Regions from separate parts of the Homo sapiens genome. Here region 1 is linked to region 2. Evidence: chromatin contacts called from ENCODE Hi-C or POLR2A ChIA-PET data. All regions are on one chromosome and are shown on one strand. The core of a region is the stretch at or near the end of the contact, and the rest is flanking DNA. Distances in the headings are between cores, read along the strand shown.

Region 1 (3,582 bases), core at 300-2,799, 2.2 Mb after region 2:
CTAACTTGCCAGGCTGTGGTGAGGTCACATGGCTCTGTGCGTAAAAGGTACACAGTGCAAACGTGCTGGAATGTCAGGGATGCTATTAAGGAAGCAATAAGAAGAAAGGGTCACTGGGTGTGTGGCGAAGGAGAAGTGGAAAGGGCGCCAAGATTTTAGGCCTCAGTGACTGGTATGGAGGGTTCTCTGGGTCCTCTCAGTCCCTGTTTATGGAGGGCTGGGGGCTTGGGTCTAGAGAATTTCTCTCTGAGAAACTACGCCCCCGGGGGAATCGGCCCCCCCAGCCCTGCGCCAGAATCCCCTGCAGCAAGTTTCGGAGCAAGGCCTCCTCCATGCTTCCCTCCCAGTCTTGCCCAGCGCCCACTGATGAGGAAGGGCCTCTGCGGGTGAGACCTGCTTCCCTCTCGGATAGCCAGGGCTGATGATTTCAACTCATTAATCATTCCGAACTCTTCCCAACAAACAGCCTCATGGCTGTCCCGGACCTCCTCTGTCCCGGCTCAGGAAATGATCTCGGTCGGAAGTGAAAAGACCAAATCGGCCCCAGGAGGCCATTTTCTTCGACAGAAGCTGAGGCGTGGGGGCGTGGCCTTCCCCCGCTTCCCCCTCCACTCCCCCGCCCGCCCCCGGCCCCGGCTTTCCGATCTCGGCCCAGGGAAGAGCCTTGGTCGCGAATCACCAGTTTGCATTTGCCCCTGGGGCGGGGGCGGCTTTCTGAGACCAGGCTGGGGCTGGGACTCCGCCACCTTCAGCTAAGGGTACCGAGGTCAGTCCGGGAGTCGCGTCACCGGGACTCGAACCCGCCTCTTCGTCTTCCGAGGCCTAGTGCGAGCCTGCGGCGCTAAACGCAGTCACACTGTCCCTTTAAGGCGGCACTTTTTATTCTTCATTTGTTTACTTCTTCATGCGCTCTTCGGTCTTTACAAAATGTGCTCGCGATATCCTTCCGCAAGTGTCAGTCTCAGGCACTCACCACCCGCCTTGAAGCCATTTCTATAATCTTAAGACTCGCGAGTTAGCAGCCGTGGGCCGACGTCTCTCTTTATAGGATTTAATTCTTTTACATTTTAGGGACTACTTTTTAGGAATAAACCATTCTTGCGTTAGTTAATAAAGGTTCATAACCTTCGGAACCCCTCCGCTGAGAACAAAATACGATAATAGCCTTTATAACGCACCTTTTCATAAAAATATTCTGTGAGGACTCTCATAGGCCATCGAATCTTCTCGTATTCCTGAAACAGAATGGTACGGTCCAGAACCCGCCCCATCTTCTCTGCGATTGGCCGTCCTTCCTCAGCGAGTCGTGTGATTTTTCACCAATGGCCGCTCGCGTTTCTTTAGCGAGGTCTAAGCGATGGAAGGTGGCGGCCAGGGAGACGCCCCCTACGCGTCCTGGGATTGGCTACGTCGCACGGCGCGCGAGGGCGGCGGGCCCGAAAGATAAGAACTACGACTCCCGGCGCCCCGCAAAGGGAACTCCGTTACGCATGCGCACGGGCGGGGCGAAAAAGCTTCTATATAAAAGGGGCGCAGAGGACTGGGAGACAGCAGTTGGAAGTTGGCAGGTGGAGAGGCAGGTTGGGAGGGAAAGTCGGGGGAGGACGCGGAAGAGGAGCTGTGGGAAGGGGGAGGAGGGAGGGAGGAAAAGAGGAGGAGGCGGAGGAGAACTGAGCAGAGCAGAGCATCGAGCCAAAGGGGAGATGAGTTTGTCTGTCCTCTGCTGAGGCTACGGCCGGGCCTAGGGAACTGGGAGCTTGGGTGGAAGCGACACCCGTGGAAGTGGGAGGAGGTGGCGCCGGGACTTTAACCCCTTGTGGGCTCTGCGGCAGGGGATTTAACCCTTTGTGGATCTGGCCCCTCGGAGGCAGCGTCATCGGTAGTTTTAACCCCTTCGGGGCTGGGTTTCACGCACTGGACTTACCCTCATCACCTTGCTCACCAACTCCTTTATTGGGGTGCTCCGCTTGGAGGTTTGAGGCCCACCTCCGCCCATTACGTACTGTTCCTGCCGCTGCACCCCCTTGGACCCGCTAGCTGGCCGCACTGTGGGCGCTTAACCCTTTACTGACTTGAGCTCCCCAGATTGCAGTTGGAGTTTGCTGATAGAAGGACTAGCTAAAGGCGTCACTGCAGGAATTACAAACTGAAGAGGACTCTGTTGGACTGTTTTTTTTTTCTTTTTCTTTTTTTTAAGAAAAACCCATTTTTTTCCTTAAGGACTTACTAGCCAAAATTTCTTAAACTTCGAGGACTCTACTAGCCATGGCCGAGCCATTCTTGTCAGAATATCAACACCAGCCTCAAACTAGCAACTGTACAGGTGCTGCTGCTGTCCAGGAAGAGCTGAACCCTGAGCGCCCCCCAGGCGCGGAGGAGCGGGTGCCCGAGGAGGACAGTAGGTGGCAATCGAGAGCGTTCCCCCAGTTGGGTGGCCGTCCGGGGCCGGAGGGGGAAGGGAGCCTGGAATCCCAACCACCTCCCTTGCAGACCCAGGCCTGTCCAGAATCTAGCTGCCTGAGAGAGGGCGAGAAGGGCCAGAATGGGGACGACTCGTCCGCTGGCGGCGACTTCCCGCCGCCGGCAGAAGTGGAACCGACGCCCGAGGCCGAGCTGCTCGCCCAGCCTTGTCATGACTCCGAGGCCAGTAAGTTGGGGGCTCCTGCCGCAGGGGGCGAAGAGGAGTGGGGACAGCAGCAGAGACAGCTGGGGAAGAAAAAACATAGGAGACGCCCGTCCAAGAAGAAGCGGCATTGGAAACCGTACTACAAGCTGACCTGGGAAGAGAAGAAAAAGTTCGACGAGAAACAGAGCCTTCGAGCTTCAAGGATCCGAGCCGAGATGTTCGCCAAGGGCCAGCCGGTCGCGCCCTATAACACCACGCAGTTCCTCATGGATGATCACGACCAGGAGGAGCCGGATCTCAAAACCGGCCTGTACTCCAAGCGGGCCGCCGCCAAATCCGACGACACCAGCGATGACGACTTCATGGAAGAAGGGGGTGAGGAGGATGGGGGCAGCGATGGGATGGGAGGGGACGGCAGCGAGTTTCTGCAGCGGGACTTCTCGGAGACGTACGAGCGGTACCACACGGAGAGCCTGCAGAACATGAGCAAGCAGGAGCTCATCAAGGAGTACCTGGAACTGGAGAAGTGCCTCTCGCGCATGGAGGACGAGAACAACCGGCTGCGGCTGGAGAGCAAGCGGCTGGGTGGCGACGACGCGCGTGTGCGGGAGCTGGAGCTGGAGCTGGACCGGCTGCGCGCCGAGAACCTCCAGCTGCTGACCGAGAACGAACTGCACCGGCAGCAGGAGCGAGCGCCGCTTTCCAAGTTTGGAGACTAGACTGAAACTTTTTTGGGGGAGGGGGCAAAGGGGACTTTTTACAGTGATGGAATGTAACATTATATACATGTGTATATAAGACAGTGGACCTTTTTATGACACATAATCAGAAGAGAAATCCCCCTGGCTTTGGTTTCGTAAATTTAGCTATATGTAGCTTGCGTGCTTTCTCCTGTTCTTTTAATTATGTGAAACTGAAGAGTTGCTTTTCTTGTTTTCCTTTTTAGAAGTTTTTTT
Region 2 (3,370 bases), core at 820-3,319:
AGTCCTAGCTACTTGGGAAGCTGAAATGGGAGGATCGCTTGAGGCTAGGAGTTTGAAGCTACATCACACCTGTCAATAGCCACTGCATTCAAGCCCGGCAACATAGCAAGACCTCATCTCTTTAAAAAATGAAATATATAAGAAAAAGACATTTTAAAAACCATTGGAGGCCAGGCGTGGTGGCTCATGCCTGTAATCCCAGCACTTTGGGAGTTCGAGGCAAGCGGATCACTTGAGGCTGGGAGTTCGAGACCAGCCTGGCCAACATGGCGAAACTCCATCTCTACAAAAAATATAAAAATTAGCCGGGTGTGGTGGCAGGAGCCTATAGTCCCAGCTACTTAGGAGGCTGAGGCAGGAGAATCGCTTGAACCCGGGAGGTGGAGGTTGCAGTGAGCTGAGATCGCGCCACTGCACTCCAGCCTGGGTGACAAAATGAGACTCCGTCTGAAAAAAAAAAAAATTGTAATGGGGCCGGGCACGGTGCTGCGTCGCCTGTAATCCCAACACTTTGGGAGGCTCAGGTAGGAGGATCACTTAATCCCAGAAGTTTTTGAGACCAGCCTGGGCAATATAGTGAGTCCCCATCTCTACCAAAAAAAAGTTCTTTGATTTTGTTTTTGTTTTTTTCTTCAAATTACACGGGCATGGTGGCACATACCTGAAGTCCTAGCTACTCAGGAGGCTGAGGTGGGGGGATCACGAGCCCAGGAGGTTGAGGCTACAGTGAGCCATGATTGTGCTACACACCATTCAGCCTGGGTGACAGAGCGAGACCCTGTCTCAAAAAACAAAACAAAAGCCATTGCAATGGGATCCTGAGGGATACAGGGAAAATTGTATCACTGGAGAGCTTCAGGAGAGAACTGATGAAATCCTGGTTGTTCCACATCTTGCCCAAGACAAATCCTATAGGTTCAGATAAGCAAAAACTGTGAGATAGTTTATCTTTCCCTTAAACTCGGAAAGCACATAAGGTACCATGTGAAAACACTCTTCTGGTGAGTGATGGGAAATAATTCAGTTTGAGAGCCAACTAGACCTAGATTCAGACCTAGATTTGAATCCCATCTATGCCACTGATTAGGATTAACCTCAGACAAGCAATTTATCCTCTCTGAATTGCAATTTCCTCATGTCTAAATGGGAGGAGAATGCCCAAGATGCAGAGTTGTGAGGATTAAACAGGCTGCCGGCTTGTATAAAGTGCTCACATCTTGCCTGGGAGAGAATCGCTGCTCAGGATGGTGACATGGTAAACAGTATGGGTTCAGGAGTTGAACTGCTTGAGGCTGAGCCCCAGCTCCACTATTTAACCACTATAGACTTCGGGCAAATCTCTCTAAGCCAGTTTCCTCGACTCTAGAATGGAGATAATAGTATCTATTTCTTAGTGTTATGATGACCAAATCAGATGATGTGCATAAATAGATTAACCTGACCTGGCACAGGGTAAGCAGCTGCCATTCTTCTCCTCTACCTCCCTCATGCTTATTCTAGTTGGTAATGTCAGTGACACCACTAGACTTTAACTGTTGGGGGTAAATATCCTTTTTGTTTGTTTTTTTAAAACCAAATTTAGCAGTGGGGGGTTGTATACCAACTTTAGTGACCCTAACGTTGATAAGTTCTGATAACCCACTACTATCGGACCAGCCACCCTTACTGATCTTTGTCCCTCCCTCTTTAGCTAACAGTGCCCCCGACAGGCACCAATAAATGCCCTATTTTTTTCCCTGTGTCTCCCAAGAGAAAAAGTAAATTTCAGATTGTGTTCCCCCTCCTAGCGCCAGAGAAAGGAACTACAACAAAGCCTAGCTGCTGAGTCCAGAGCGCACAGCACAGTCGCCCTCCCAGCTCTTCCGTCGGCCGGGAGGAGTCTCCTTTGCTCTTGTCTACTGCTGGAGCTGCTAATAAAGTTTCATTCGAATACTTGAGCTGCCGCGCCCTGCGTTTCCCTCATGAGCTTCTTCCGCCCGCAACACGAGACTCAGCACCACACAATCAGCGTGGCAAAGCCTGAAGGGCGGGACAGGAAGTGAGGTCACTCCTCACCGGGGTGAAAGGTTAGCGGAAGTGTCCTTCTTTCCTTTTTGCTGGTAGGGCCGGGTGGTTGCTGCCGGTAAGTAGAAGCTTGGGTTGAATCTTTCAATCCGCTGCCATCCGCGGCTTGGGGGTCGAAGGTCCGGGCGGCGCCGGGTGCATTCCTTCCCTAGGTCTCTGGCGGCTACGTATCCGATCCTGTCCTGCGAGCAGGGCCCTCGGGCGGCCTTGACCAAGGCGACAGTGAACACAGTCTGAAGTTCCGGCCCAAGACCTGGGCTTGCTGGCAGGAGTCAGCTCTGGGCATCTTTGGCTTTACGGATTTTTAAGTGGCCCTTTCTCCTTGCTCTCTGCAGAAATGGGCAAGTTCATGAAACCTGGGAAGGTGGTGCTTGTCCTGGCTGGACGCTACTCCGGACGCAAAGCTGTCATCGTGAAGGTATCAGCCTCGCGGGACTCTGCGTCCTTGCATGCCGGGACCAGGCTGGCTGCGGCGGGGCGGGCAGGCTTGGAATTCAAGGCCTGTTTCTGGGGCAGTAGCCAGTGAGCACGGTCAGGGTGAACGTGGGAGAGTTTTTGAGAGAGGAAGAAGCACAGTAAAAGCAAATGTGAGCTGAATTGGGCTCCCAACGCATAAAGCCTTCTCCACCAGAGGCTTTAAATATATAGTAATAGTGGCTGACATTGCACGCTTGCTATGTGCTCCCACTGCCTTTCAGGTATTGTCATGTGCAGTCCTTGAAGTAATCATAGGGGATTCCTTTTCTTTTCTTTTCTTTTTTTTTTTTTTGAGACGGGATCTCTGTCCAGGCTAAGTGCAGTGGCGTGATCACTGCAGCCTCGACCTCCCGGGCTCAAGCGAGTCTCCCATCTCAGCCTCTCGAGTGGCTGGGACTACAGGTGCGTGCCACCATCCCCAGCTATAGGGGGTTCCTTCCTGTTGCTAAGGTTTGGAGGTGTTCTGTTATTTACCTGAAGTGCTGCAGCTGGGAATCTGTAAGAAGAGGAGGAAATTGCTTTTAGAAAGGTCACATAGCCCCTCACTGTTTTCCTCTTATCCATGATTTTGTAGCTTCTTGAGAGAGTTCCCTAGGCTCTGGCCACATACACCACTGCGTTTTGTTGTTGTGGGGACACTGGAGTACCCCTGGATTCCCCTCTCCCATCTCCTGAGACTGATCTCTGGAGTTAGGCTGTGGTGTCTTAACCTTGGCTGTACACTTCACTAGCAGTGGAGCAAGTGAATAGATACCAAGTCCTGTGAGCAGTGCTTGGCATATAGCAAGTACTTCTTAAATGTTAACTGTTGCTACTTTTAAATCTCTTA

The links. Hi-C counts contacts between places; a loop is a spot of excess contacts on that map. ChIA-PET counts read pairs that join two places held with the same protein, here RNA polymerase II (POLR2A). Pooled maps may share reads with other maps.
Region 1: a loop to region 2 is called in a pooled map, with 8 times the contacts of the local background. The contact joins the promoter of HEXIM1 here to the promoter of RPL27 in region 2. A Hi-C loop is called at or near these places in 1 of 50 pooled maps. POLR2A ChIA-PET finds 5 or more read pairs at or near these places in 3 of 52 experiments (B cell, activated B cell and activated CD4-positive, alpha-beta T cell).

Annotation. Positions count from the first base shown.
Region 1 is chr17:45,146,926-45,150,507 of GRCh38, forward strand. HEXIM1 (HEXIM P-TEFb complex subunit 1) reads left to right here and starts at 1,550. Exons shown (of 1, transcript NM_006460.3): 1 at 1,550-3,582. The coding sequence starts at 2,266. The coding sequence ends at 3,345. It overlaps HEXIM2-AS1 (HEXIM2 antisense RNA 1), which reads right to left. Exons shown (of 3, transcript NR_186789.1): 3 at 2,737-3,582. RefSeq lists enhancers at 653-1,535, 1,939-1,988, 2,039-2,088, 2,139-2,248, 2,653-3,208 and 1 more.
Region 2 is chr17:42,996,350-42,999,719 of GRCh38, forward strand. RPL27 (ribosomal protein L27) reads left to right here and starts at 2,070. Exons shown (of 5, transcript NM_000988.5): 1 at 2,070-2,122; 2 at 2,400-2,482. The coding sequence starts at 2,402. LOC124904006 (a long non-coding RNA gene) reads right to left here. Exons shown (of 2, transcript XR_007065759.1): 2 at 1-3,037. RefSeq lists enhancers at 1,627-2,826, 1,792-2,101, 2,112-2,351, 2,422-2,531.